4 separate regions of the Homo sapiens genome follow, and all the other regions are linked to region 1. A link is a contact called in ENCODE Hi-C or POLR2A ChIA-PET data. All regions are on one chromosome and are shown on one strand. Each heading gives the region's core, a stretch centred on a gene start or an enhancer-like site at or near the end of the contact. The rest is flanking DNA. Distances are from core to core; before and after follow the strand shown.

Region 1 (2,915 bases), core at 122-2,621:
GAGGTGAAGGAAAGTGGGTAGGAAAAATCTGTAGGGTGGGGAGACTCGGGGAAATGTGTCCTGGTCCAGTGCAGGTAACATATATGGGTATATATGCGTATATACATATTTATACCATATTTAATATATTACTCTATTAAGAAATTATAACAAATTTCCTTTTACATTACACATCCACATATTAAACCCCCAATATGTGCTAACAAGGTTAGAATTTAAGTATAATGATAATGTTCTCAGTTTTTTGTGGTGGACACTTTAAGAGAGTGTAAATAATAATAAAAATAATAGAGTGATCAGATCACTTGTGCTCAGGGCTAGACCCTTCAGCCCCAACGGCCTTAACCCCCCTCAACTGCTTTTCCAACCAAATATTCCTCCCCCTGCAGGATCCCAGGGCCATCCAATCAACCGGCCAATGACGGTTTCAGAGAAGCGGTCCTGGGGAGGGGTATTATCTGCAGGAACACGTCCTGCCAACTTTGTAGTCGAGTCACCTATTTCGGTTGGTAGCGGCCGCTATTTCTTTAAAAGGGCAGTGGATTTCGAAACAGGAGGGGGAGGTCAGGAAAAGGAACTCAGCTGCCTTTGATAACTGCCCTGCAGCCTTCCCTTCCCGGAGCGCGTGCTCGGCTCGGGAAGCGCCCGCGGCCGCCGCATCCCCGAGCGGGCGCGTGGCGCCACCTCTTTCCGGGGCGCCCACCTTCCCCGGGAATCCCCCCGCCCGACGGTCCCCCAGCGTCTGCGGCGCGGCCGCCCCGGCTTTGTCTCCGGCGTCGCGCTCGGGCGCCCGCTCTCCCCACATTTCCCCGTGTGCAGGCTGTAACCCGATCTCCCATTTCCTGGTGGATTCTCTTAAAGAGGCAGCGGTCGAGAAGCAGAACAAAGGCTATTGTTTTATTTCCTCCTTCGGATTCCGCGTCCTAACCGGAATGGCCCTTCATAGATAATTACTTTCGTTGCATCTGCGCTTAGTGAAACGTTTCAAAACCCTTGTGCACATCGATGTATCCAAGAGACGGAGCCAGGGGAGGTGGGAGGAGTTTAATAAAACCTGTTTTGTGGTGTCTGGGGCCACAATGTAACGTTTTTTAAAGGTGTCTTCCTTAAGCCCGGAAATTGGCTCGGCCAGCGGGAGGTCTCGCGGCGTGGAGGGCGGGCGCCCGCACCGGGGGCCGGCCTGGGGGGCTGCGCCGCTCGCCCCGCTCGCAGCCGCGGCCCCACGCGGCCCCGCTACCCGGGTTTCCTCCGCCCGCGCCCCCGCGGCCGCCCCTCCCCCGCGCAGCTTTTATTTCCCCGATGCCGGGCTGTAACCCGAGCTTTTATTTCCTGGTGGCTCCTTTAAGAGGCAGAGCTCAGTGCTGGGAATTCACGTCAGTTTCTGCACTGAAACTCTCAAGATCAATGAGCAAAGAGCTTTCTCAGTTCTGCCTTTCAGTTTCTCTCTTCCAGGAAGGAAAACATTCGAGAGAGCGAGGGAGAGCCGCGGGAGGGCGGGGGGCGGGGGCGCCGGCTGCGGGTGGGAGGAGAGACCGGGAGGCCGGCCGGGCTGCGTCCCGGGTCCCCGCGCCGCGCCGCGACCTGCAGACCCCGCCGCCGCGCTCGGGCCCGTCTCCCACGCCCCCGCCGCCCCGCGCGCCCAACTCCGCCGGCCGCCCCGCCCCGCCCCGCGCGCTCCAGACCCCCGGGGCGGCTGCCGGGAGAGATGCTGGAAGAAACTTCTTAAATGACCGCGTCTGGCTGGCCGTGGAGCCTTTCTGGGTTGGGGAGAGGAAAGGAAAGTGGAAAAAACCTGAGAACTTCCTGATCTCTCTCGCTGTGAGACATGTCTGAGACTCCTGCTCAGTGTAGCATTAAGGTAAAAATCTTCTCCCCTCCTTCTACGTGGTGGAAACCCTGAGCTGCACCGGCCAGGGCAGTCGTGCTGGGCTCCTCAGAGCAGGCTGTTGCAGTTGCTCTGTTCGCAGGAAATTATTTGGGGCGAGAGGGAAAGAGATGCAGCTCGCGGTGGCTGCTGTACCCTTTAGCGTAACCTTGCTACTCCCCCCCACCGCCGAGCCCCTGCCGGCTCCTCGGCCCCCACCCCCTTGCTTTTTGACAATGAAATGCCGGTCACAATTGGTCAGAGCAACCCGGATTGTCTCCAGAACCGTAAAACACCCCCGTAATTAGTGCGCTTAAAAAAAAAAAAAACAAAAAACAAAAAAAAAAAACCTGCTCCCTATTCCTACACCCAACATGTGACTGAAATATAACTTTTGTTCCCGAGGGGTGGTCGTCTTAGAAAAAAAGTTGTTCAGTTTCCACTGCGATAGAATCTTTTTATTTTTTTAAAGGACTCTCTGGGTCTGATCAGACAGGATTTTTTTCCCCCTCGTCTGATTGTAATTGCAAGCGCTGTCGGAGAGACAGTCCTGGTGTCAGCTTTTCCTAGGCATTGCACAATGAATTTTTTTTTAAAACCAAGGTGAATAAAGTTGCTGAATAGTTATTTTACTCCGATCCATATGAAAGTTGAGCAATCCCAAAGTAGAAAACTCCTGTGATGGAGGGAGAGGAAGAACTAAGCAACCAGGCAAAATGACCTTCTGTGTTTGACAGTGCAGAGAGGCTATCTAAGCAGCACTCTGTAAATGCAGGGCGGTAGATGTTTGTAAACACACTGCTGGGCTACCCAGTAGTTGTGTGTATGCATGTCTATATATCTGTAAAGACTGTGGTGCTGCGGTTTGTTGCTTCTAAAAAGTTGTTGTAAAGTTTGCCACCATTGGGAGGCAGGATGATTTATCCATCTACCCGTGTTATTTTTCCCATCGCTGCATTTATTGTACACTTTATTCATTTCGCTGTTCCACCAGTACCCAGGTAGAAAGCCTTCCGCTCTTGTGAGAGGCTGAAGCTGCTGAAGTTTGTTT
Region 2 (2,915 bases), core at 110-2,609, 830 kb after region 1:
CATAAGTCATCAAATCTAGTGTCATGAGCAGAGAGGTTGTTGAGATGTATGTGGCAAGGACAAAGGACAGCTCTTCAACAATTGCCCTTCCTGTTTTTCCTGTAGGAATCGTAACATCATTTACATGTTATATCGAAATGGGCCATGTGTGTGTAGCTGGCCTTTTTTTTCCTACCATGTACTTGTGTGTTCTGGAATCAGTCAGCTAGAAAATATTTACCAAGTGTCTTAGGCTTTTTCACTGTAGTGTGCATTTAACGTACACAGTAAAGAATGAAGGCTGGCACTAAACTGTTAGCTAATCATCCGGTGTTCCATGTGAATGACAGAACACGGAATAAACCTGATGACACCACCACTTTATTTTGAGCTAAATCCTCATTTAAGTGAGAACAGGACAGGTTTCACCACTGCCTCCTTTGGCAACTTGAGTGGTGGTGTTCCCACCGAGTTTATGGCTGCAAAGATAGGTCTTTTCTCGTATTTATGTATAAACAGGTACCAGTTTTGATTTTATTTAATCATTTCATACATTAACATACATGACACATCAAAATGAGAAATGCACAGTTTAACCGTTCAACAGCTGGCCTTACTTCAAAAGAACACTATATTCATATTAAACATTTACAGTCTTTCCATCTAACTTTACACATGTCCTAAATCATTTTCCAGCACTTCTCACATAGAAGTCTAGTTTTGCTCTTTAAAATCACCATCTGTATCACCCCTAGTAGACGCGAGGGTTTCCCCAATTACATGCTGAAGAGAGCCAGCCACCACCCCACCTAAAGACATCCAAGCAGCTCCAGAGCCTGCCTCCGAGGCCACCCCTTCGCCACGGCAGTCTCGATTCCAAGAACTGATTATCTGACACTAGTGAACCAGCACTAAAGGCTGTAGGATGTGACTACATCACAGTTCCAGAAGGAAGGGGGACCATGGCCAAGAGAAGCCCTAAATGACAGAAGCTCATTAAAACCAAGTCCCCCAAACCTCCTGAAACATCGTTAGCAAGGAGCTACTGCTTTCCTTTCTTAAACATGTTTTGGGCATGACCACACTCTGGAAGTGGTGAACTGTTACACATTTGGTGTGTGTGTACATAACATCAAAAACTACTGTGTGAAACTTGAGAATGTCTGATTAAAGATTTCAATGTATATCTAAAAACTAACTCAAATCGTTGACCAGCACTTTCCCAGTATCATAACAATGCGGCTGACCCTCTTCTGCCTTCACTTTACACCCCATCATAGCACATTATTTGTGCACAACTAGTGAGGTCTGTGCGGCTCATCATCCCCATAACCAAGTCGGTCTGTGTTGAGTCATATCATTCTGTGCTGGTTTTAGAAGTCACCATAGGAAACATGAAGTCACATCCTGGTCAAAAAACTGTCCATTTCTCAAAAACAGAGAAAAACCTGAGATACGAGGCAGCAACTAGCGACACTTACAGGAAGGGAAAGAACAATGACAACACCCGCCCAGCCCCACCCCCAAAAAGCTGCTGTTGTGAATTAAGGCTTCAAAAGAGGACCCACATTGTAGCTGATAAAACTCAAGCCAGGAGGATGTTTGAAAGCCAATCTGCACTATCACTTGTTCCAGTGACCTCCTATGTTCAGCTGCCAGGACCGATTCCATACAGTGATTGTAGGTTGAGGACTGAGGACGCCCCTTTGCTCTCGCTCCATTTTGATTTGCTTTTTCCACTGAAGACACGCCGGCCAGCGTTTCCAAAAACAGCTTGGCCATGGCTTTGCACTCTATTCACAACTGATCAAAACTCAATGGTCTTCTCAGCTTTCTCAACCGTTTTATTCTGAATATTCCTTCCTCACTAAAGCCTCTCTCAGCCCTACTAGTAAATGTGAAAGTCTGAGGCAATCATAGAAACATCAGCCCCATCGCATGCCGAGGGGATAAAAGCCACTAAGGAAACAGGTTTCCTGCTTCTCCTCAGCAATTTGTACCTTTCTTAATCTTCCCATAATTTACCTCCCTAGGAAGTTTCCTATAAAATTCTGCCATATTATTACATTTTACCAACTGTATCCATGCAGTGAAGCAGAAAGGGCAAAAACATCTGCTTTGGCTGAGAATTTGAAGGTGCTGCTGCTCTGCTACCAACCCAAATAAATTCACATTTGGCTTGAAACCAAGTTCATCTTTATTTAAAGGATTGACAATCCCATTTTAAACAATTCTTTGATTTACAAAGAGGGAGGTAGACTCGTTAGCCTCCCAACCTTAGCTTAAATCGTGATGTTGCCAGGTTCCTGGTGGTTCAGCTGAATCCTAGACAGTTTCCCTTCTCTTCATAAAGCTGAGAAGAAAAAAAAATTATCTCCATCTAGGCCCACGGGAATTTTGTGCATAGACAGTTTGAATTGGTCTGAAAAGTGTGACTAGCTACCTACCTATTCACAATGCCTAGAAAATGGGCTACCAGATATGGTAGTGGTCAAAGCCCCGACTTTCCTGTCTGAGGTACTGGGTTTGCTCTAAGGTAGACCTTGGCAAGGCCCCTAATGGTCCGTCCAGCAGAGTGATGCTCGTGTCCCTCGGCTGTCAGGTGAGCGTGGGTTTGTGAATCAGCTTTGGATAGGATCATTTCTCTTGGATTTACCACTAGGCTCTGTCCCTAACAGGGTCTACCTACCTGACCCCCAAGCTGGCTCAGTCTCAGCGCTAAGGTGTACTATGGAAGGGTCCGGACAAAGACTAATATTTGAGATCTCTTAGTAGCACAACGTGAAAATGGTAGGGGATTTTGTCCTCCAACACCAAAGACACTTGCTTTTTTAAGAACAAGAGGATGTGTAATTCACTGAATAAAATGGTTTTCCTCCGTCTAGGGGGGATTCTAGCATCTGCCCTTCCATTTTTGTTGAGAGAAGTATTAGCTG
Region 3 (2,915 bases), core at 243-2,742, 790 kb after region 1:
GTCTTACTTCTGCCTCATTCTAGTTGCTGTCAGTGGGTAAATGTGTTCATAGATTAGAACAAGTTGCAGCACAGACTTTTGGAGCTTCTCTTGTCACTGCCCTGGGTCTTATTTCTGCCTCATTCTAGTTGCTGTCAGTGGGTAAATGTGTCATAGATTAGAACGCCTTTGTAACTAAGATAAAGCCACAAGCTTTATTTTGTTACAGTTCCTGTGTGCTTGCTTGAAGGCCTTGAGAGTACATTCATGATATGATTCTAGTAACTCCTGTTTTAATTCTTAGATGTGTTGATAAGCATAGTGTATTGACATAAACCAGTATGAAGCATGGAGGGGGTTCAGATGAACTGGTAAGAAAAACTTGCAATCCTTGGAAAGCCATATGATTACACAGGATTATGAAGAGGCCCTAAGGTTTCTCTAATTTAGCCCTTTCATTGTGCAAATAAAGAAACCAAGGATCTTCGAGTGTATATGGGATTTGCTGGGTATCTTTCCATTAGATAATGACTAAGATGGTATTAGAAGGTGAGTCATCTTTTCCACTGCACCATACTACTTATGTTCTGCCTCTTTGGAGTCCTTCATTTCATTTTTGGTTATTCCTTTTTTTACATGGTAGGTCCTCAACTGGTGTTTGAAGGAATGCACGAGAGTTGCCATTCATGGGCCTGCACACAGGGCTGGGCAGGGATTTCTTTCTGTCATCGGTACCGTAATGTTTAAGACCCAGCTGGAGTCATTTTCCAAGTATTTGACCTGACTTCCTGTACTGTGTGTCCTCCCAGGGAGAGAGACTGATCCAGATTAAATGAGTAGTTCCGAGTGTTGCACAGAGCATCACTGTCTGAACTGGCATTAGCATTCACTTTGAGCTCCTTTGGTTAAAAGCCTGGTTAGCGTGAGCTGTTGGCCAGGTGAAACTGTTGCTATCGCCCTGACACTGTGAACCGAATCTCCTTTAAATGACAACATTGTTAGAGTCCTGTGGCCGCTTTTAAATATATTTTGGCTTCAGTTGCTTCTTTCTTGACCTGAAATTATAAAATGAGTTGGGAGTACCTATTGCAAAGCTGCAAATTTTGACAAGAACATTGAGATGTCGGCTTCTTTTTGCTGAAATCCTGAGGCAAGACATTTCAAGAAAATTTTATGTTCCCATAGAATGTCACAAGTTACTCTGGCATCAATTCCAGGTTGAAACCTTACAGTGTAATTATAGTTTCCCCCCTTCTTGTCCTTTGGGCAACCTTTCTTTTCTGTAAGAAATACAACTGGTCCCCTGGGTGGCAGGAAATCCAGGTGGGGGAGTGGGCTGCTTCTGGTTCGGCGGACTGTAAGGTATGCTGCACAGGGCTTCCTTGGGCCTGGCCCCACACTTCCTTTGCACCAGCACTGTCCTGCCAAAAGCCAGAAATCCTGGAAGAGGGCCGAATCTAGTTTATTACTTGCCTGTTGGAAATGTAGGCTTGTGTTTTTTGGCAAGGCATGAGCAGAGCCCGGTTATTTGACTGCTCTGAGATTTAACTCCATTCCGCTTTTGGACAATGACATATGAGCATGTGTGAACAGCAGCCCCATTTCCCCCCAGTTTGCCTGCCCTAGACATGCCCTCAGACAGCTGGCTCTGCCAGCTTTCCCAGTGCCAGGTTCTAGAGCCCCTGTTCTTCTCCCTCCCCTGCTCATTTCCAGTCCACCAGAGCGGGCAGTGTCAGAGGTCCCATGCAGCCTCCTCTCTTGTGAGGAACCCCAGAGCACCTGTAGTCTCTAAGCCAACTAGCCAGTATTGAGGGCTCCTGGGTTATGGAAATGAAACCAGGGCTGGGAAAAGATATTCCCTGTCCTGTATCACTTCCAATGAAGAGAAACAAGAATTTTAGCAAATTGAACATTGCTGCAGTGCCTAGAACAATGCCTGGCATGTAGTAGATGTTGAATAAATACTTGTTTAATGAACAACTTTATATTCTTCAATTATCTCATCCTAGGGACTGATAAGTTTTCTCATTCTATCAGAGAAAATAAAGGTTATGAGGGTTGCATTAGGTAGAGTAAGCTAGGCTACAGCTGTAAGTAGACTCAAAGATGTGTAATGGATCAAATGCAACAGAAGTTTATTTGTTGCTCTTGTTCAAGGTGGGTGTTTCTGGTTAGCAGGTGACTCTCCTCCATTGAGTTCAGGGACTCAGTTTCCTTCTATCTTGTGGCTCTGCCGTCCCCAAAGACCACCTTGCTGATAGTGTCCAGTGGCAAAAGGGAAAAAAGAGTGGACTAGCACAGTTAGGAGGTTCTTACGGGCCAAACCTATGAGTGTTGCCTATGACTTCGGCTAGAACTCAATTACATGGCCACAGCTAACTCCAAAGAGGCTGGGAAATACAGTCTATTGTGTGCCCAGGGGTACACTAAATTTTGAACATCTGTGTCATCTTCGAACTTAGATTCCTAAAATGCATCTGCAGCCCAGCTTTGAGATTCAGAAGGCCTGATGCAAGGTTCCATGGTAAATTTTGCTTGGTTTAAGTCCTCCTGCCAATGAAAACCAAGTGACATTAGGAACAGATCTAACAATAAGTTAAAAAAAAATCAAGCTATAATAGTTTATATTCAATATGATTTCAACTGTGTTAAATATTCTGTTTGTTTATTTTAGAGCAGGGTTGTCCAATATTTTGGCTTCCCAGCCACATTGGAAGAATTGTCTTGGGCCACACATAAACATATTAATGCTGAGGATAGCTAATGAGCTTAAAAACAACAACAACAAAAAAAACTCATAATATTTTAAGAAAGCTTACAAATTTATATTAGGCCACACTCAAAGCTGTCCTGGACTGCATGCAGCCCACGGCCGAACAATCTTGTTTTAGAGACAGGGTCTCCCTGGTCTCCTTCTGTTGCCCAGGCTGGAGTGC
Region 4 (2,915 bases), core at 272-2,771, 620 kb after region 1:
TTGGAGAACTTAACAAAAGTTTAGCTTGTTAACACCTAAAAATCTCCAGCGACCAGCGGTCACATGCCTGAAAAGAACTTACTATGAACGCCAGTAAGAACTTTACCAAACCAAAACTACAAGCCACCGTATCGAGCAGTACTTAAATTCCTCTGCTGGTAAATGCTCCACAGCCATCACAGCCATCTCAAGTTCAACACTAAATAGTTTGAGAAGAGCTGCCGACGGGCCAGTCAAAAATCTTTGTGAACTGTCACAAAAGTCACAGAGCATGTGTCAGCTTTGCAGTCCAATTCAAAACATCATAGTGCCATCGAATTCAAGCGATTCCCAGAGCAAATTATCTCGAACAGCCTATGCAATTTACCAAAGTGCCAAGCAGTCCCCAGGGGTGCAGAGCAAATTATCATTTTGGTCCCAGGACCGGCTCCTCTTCACACGAGGATGAATTTCCCTACTTAGTGCCAACTGTACACTTGCATACTCCGAAAATAGGGGCAAGCCGTGAATACCAGAGGTTACAAGGGCAATGTTTTATTTTATTATGGGCTGAAGCTCAGAAGGCTCCCAATGCTGAAACGCTCGACCTATAACCCCGGAGTCACTTTCCAACTGCGCTCTCACCCAGGGTCATTATATCCCAAACGGAAGCCAATCATTACCTGTAACAAGGCCTGGAAAAAATAGCAAGAGGGCTTTAAAAGTTCACCTAAGAAACACCGAAACGGGGTGGGGAGTGGGTGGCGGGGCTTCGATGGATAAGGCCAACCTTAAAGCATCTCGGACTCAAACATTTTAAAAGCCAAAATACGTACAAAGACCCTTTTCCCTGGAAGACCCCAGGCAGAGAGAGGCACACAGACACTCAGTCATCCCGACAGCATGGGGTGCCAAGGGTTCCCTAAGACCAGCAGCCGGGATCGAAGCTCCGATGTGTCCGGGGAAGGTCTGGGAAGCCAGGCCAGGTCCGCATTGTGGCCGGGCGGTGCACGCAGCCCCTGCTCCCGGGCCCCTTTCTCTCCCCCTCCCCACGACCAGGCCTCTCCCCGCTCCTCTCCCCTTCTCCCTTCCTCCGTCCCTCCCCTCCCCCTAGACACATACAACAAGGCCACCTCCCCCCGAACCCCACCAACTTTCCAGTGCCCCCACTCTTCCCACCTCTCAGGAGCACACAGAAGCTGCAGGCCAGGAGGCTCCTCAGGACGGCCCCCATCTTCCCTTCTCGCGTTCTCTTCTCTCACCGGCGAGGGGTGGCCAGAAGTGGGGGAGGCGAGGAGCCGGGGCGGCCGCCGCAGCGGCAGGGCTGCACGCTCATACTTCCCAGCTTCCCAGCGAGAGAAGAAAGAAAGGGGCACGTCAAGGTTCCGCGCGCGCCGCCGCCGCCCTCTCTACCGCGCCGCTCGGCCCCGGGCTCGCGCGACGCCAGCGTCTGCTTCCATCCCGCCGCCTCCTCCCCCGGCGCCCCGCTTCCCCCGCGCAGCTCCTCATTCAGCCTCTGCCTCGCGCAGCGGCGCAGGGATACGGTCGGCACCGCCTCCTAGGGTCGCCGCGACCGTGTCCCTGCGCGCAACGAGCCCCTTCTCCCGGTACTGCCTCCTGTACGGCCAGGGAAGGGAGTCGGCAACCGCACGCACAGCCTCTGCCTGAGACCCTGGGAGAGGTTCTGGGCTAGCAGAGGCGAACTGGGAGGGAAAGCCTCCTCCCGGTGGCGCATTCCAGCGGGATTCTTTCCCGGACCGGCCGCTTCGGCCCTCCCCGCGGAGGGCGTGAGGCGGCGTTGAACAACATTGGAGCCGGCGTGGTCGGGACTACTTTCTGCGGCTCGGCCGGGCAGCCGTCTGCCCCGCTCTTTGTGCGGCCGCCGCCGGCAGGGCCAGGTGGGGCTCCGGTCTCGCGCCCCCAGCCACCTGAGACTGCCCAGCCGCGGTGCACGCGCGGGGAGCCACGGCGGATCCCGTTGCGGGGTGATGAGCTCCGTCTTCGGGGTTGGAAATCGGTTTCAGCATCCTTTTTTTGGGAGGGCGGAATTTTTGAACGCTGTTTACACCGGCTTTCAGCGTGGATCTGGTGAACGATATTAAAACGCCAATTCAAAACTGAGATTGTCATTTTTCTCCCGCCTTCCCAGAAATACAAACTGCCCCCAGAATTAAGCCCGACCAGCTAAAGATTTCTAAACTGGCAGATAAAATTCCAAGATAAATGCCTCAAAACCTAAGAGCAAAGGGACAATTGGACAAGACTATTTAGGATTTTACAAGTTGCATATAATAACGAATGTTTGGCATGCTTCGATTATCAATTCTCAGCTTGAGAAGGAAAAGATTCCCTAGAATCTCAGACTGTGCACAGCCTCTGCTACTCCCAGTGCATTGGGCATTCAGGAGTAATGGCCCAGACGCCCCCTGAAATCACCTGCCAGGCTTTCGTCTGGGCAGAGGCGCTCCAACAGTTAACCCTAATGGAGCCATCAGATGCATCCTGCCCAGCTGTCACACGCCCTTACCTGGAGGCAGATGGGCAAGAAAGTGGAGCTGCTACCACAATGTTAACAAGTACCTCAGTGACATTGGAGTTCACTAGTGCTTGAACACAAGTTATCATATTTGACACTCAAAACTACCCTGGGGAAAGGCAGGTTTTGTTACTTATTCTTTATTGCACAGAGGAGCAAAATGAGAACCTGAGAGGTTAATGACTTACCCAGGGCCACTCAAGTAATGAATAGCAGTACCTCAGCCCAATCCAGGTCTCTGACTTAAGCCACTCCGCTCCTTCCAAGAAATGCGCGCTGAACCAAAGGTGCTGCAGGTTTGTAAGTAGATGGACAGCAGAAACAGCCAAATCACTTTCTCCCAAATTCACCTGAGGTCTAGTCACCGTTTATTTAAATGACCTGCTTCTAAGAACCAAGT

The links. A loop is a pair of places that touch in the nucleus more often than their neighbours do. ChIA-PET counts read pairs that join two places held with the same protein, here RNA polymerase II (POLR2A). Pooled maps may share reads with other maps.
Region 2: a map of naive thymus-derived CD4-positive, alpha-beta T cell shows a loop between it and region 1 (13-fold over the local background). The contact joins the enhancer-like site here to the promoter of ETV6 in region 1. A Hi-C loop is called at or near these places in 1 of 168 maps with a recorded cell type or tissue (naive thymus-derived CD4-positive, alpha-beta T cell) and 5 of 50 pooled maps. POLR2A ChIA-PET finds 5 or more read pairs at or near these places in 2 of 52 experiments (A673 and T-cell).
Region 3: a loop to region 1 is called in a pooled map, with 5 times the contacts of the local background. The contact joins the enhancer-like site here to the promoter of ETV6 in region 1. A Hi-C loop is called at or near these places in 4 of 50 pooled maps.
Region 4: a loop to region 1 is called in a map of gastrocnemius medialis, with 3 times the contacts of the local background. The contact joins the promoter of LRP6 here to the promoter of ETV6 in region 1. A Hi-C loop is called at or near these places in 3 of 168 maps with a recorded cell type or tissue (gastrocnemius medialis, naive thymus-derived CD4-positive, alpha-beta T cell and posterior cingulate gyrus), 2 of 37 single-sample maps with no recorded cell type and 13 of 50 pooled maps. POLR2A ChIA-PET finds 5 or more read pairs at or near these places in 2 of 52 experiments (CD4-positive, alpha-beta T cell and MCF 10A).

What each region holds. Positions count from the first base shown.
Region 1 is chr12:11,648,303-11,651,217 of GRCh38, forward strand. It overlaps ETV6 (ETS variant transcription factor 6), which reads left to right and starts at 1,372. Exons shown (of 8, transcript NM_001987.5): 1 at 1,372-1,858. The coding sequence starts at 1,826. RefSeq lists an enhancer at 275-374 and silencers at 555-794, 1,085-1,294, 1,505-1,554, 1,565-1,724.
Region 2 is chr12:12,473,737-12,476,651 of GRCh38, forward strand. DUSP16 (dual specificity phosphatase 16) reads right to left here. Exons shown (of 7, transcript NM_030640.3): 7 at 1-2,915. Among named protein-coding and RNA genes, the nearest start is that of DUSP16, 88 kb to the right of the region's middle. Within about 2 kb of position 1,360, at least 7 of the 41 ENCODE cell types and tissues checked have a DNase peak (open chromatin) inside an H3K27ac peak, as active enhancers do.
Region 3 is chr12:12,442,184-12,445,098 of GRCh38, forward strand. The region is part of intron 3 of BORCS5 (BLOC-1 related complex subunit 5); the gene reads left to right. Among named protein-coding and RNA genes, the nearest start is that of BORCS5, 87 kb to the left of the region's middle. Within about 2 kb of position 1,493, at least 18 of the 41 ENCODE cell types and tissues checked have a DNase peak (open chromatin) inside an H3K27ac peak, as active enhancers do.
Region 4 is chr12:12,265,523-12,268,437 of GRCh38, forward strand. LRP6 (LDL receptor related protein 6) reads right to left here and starts at 1,522. Exons shown (of 23, transcript NM_002336.3): 1 at 1,159-1,522. The coding sequence starts at 1,213. RefSeq lists a silencer at 1,213-1,522 and enhancers at 1,529-2,165, 1,703-1,752.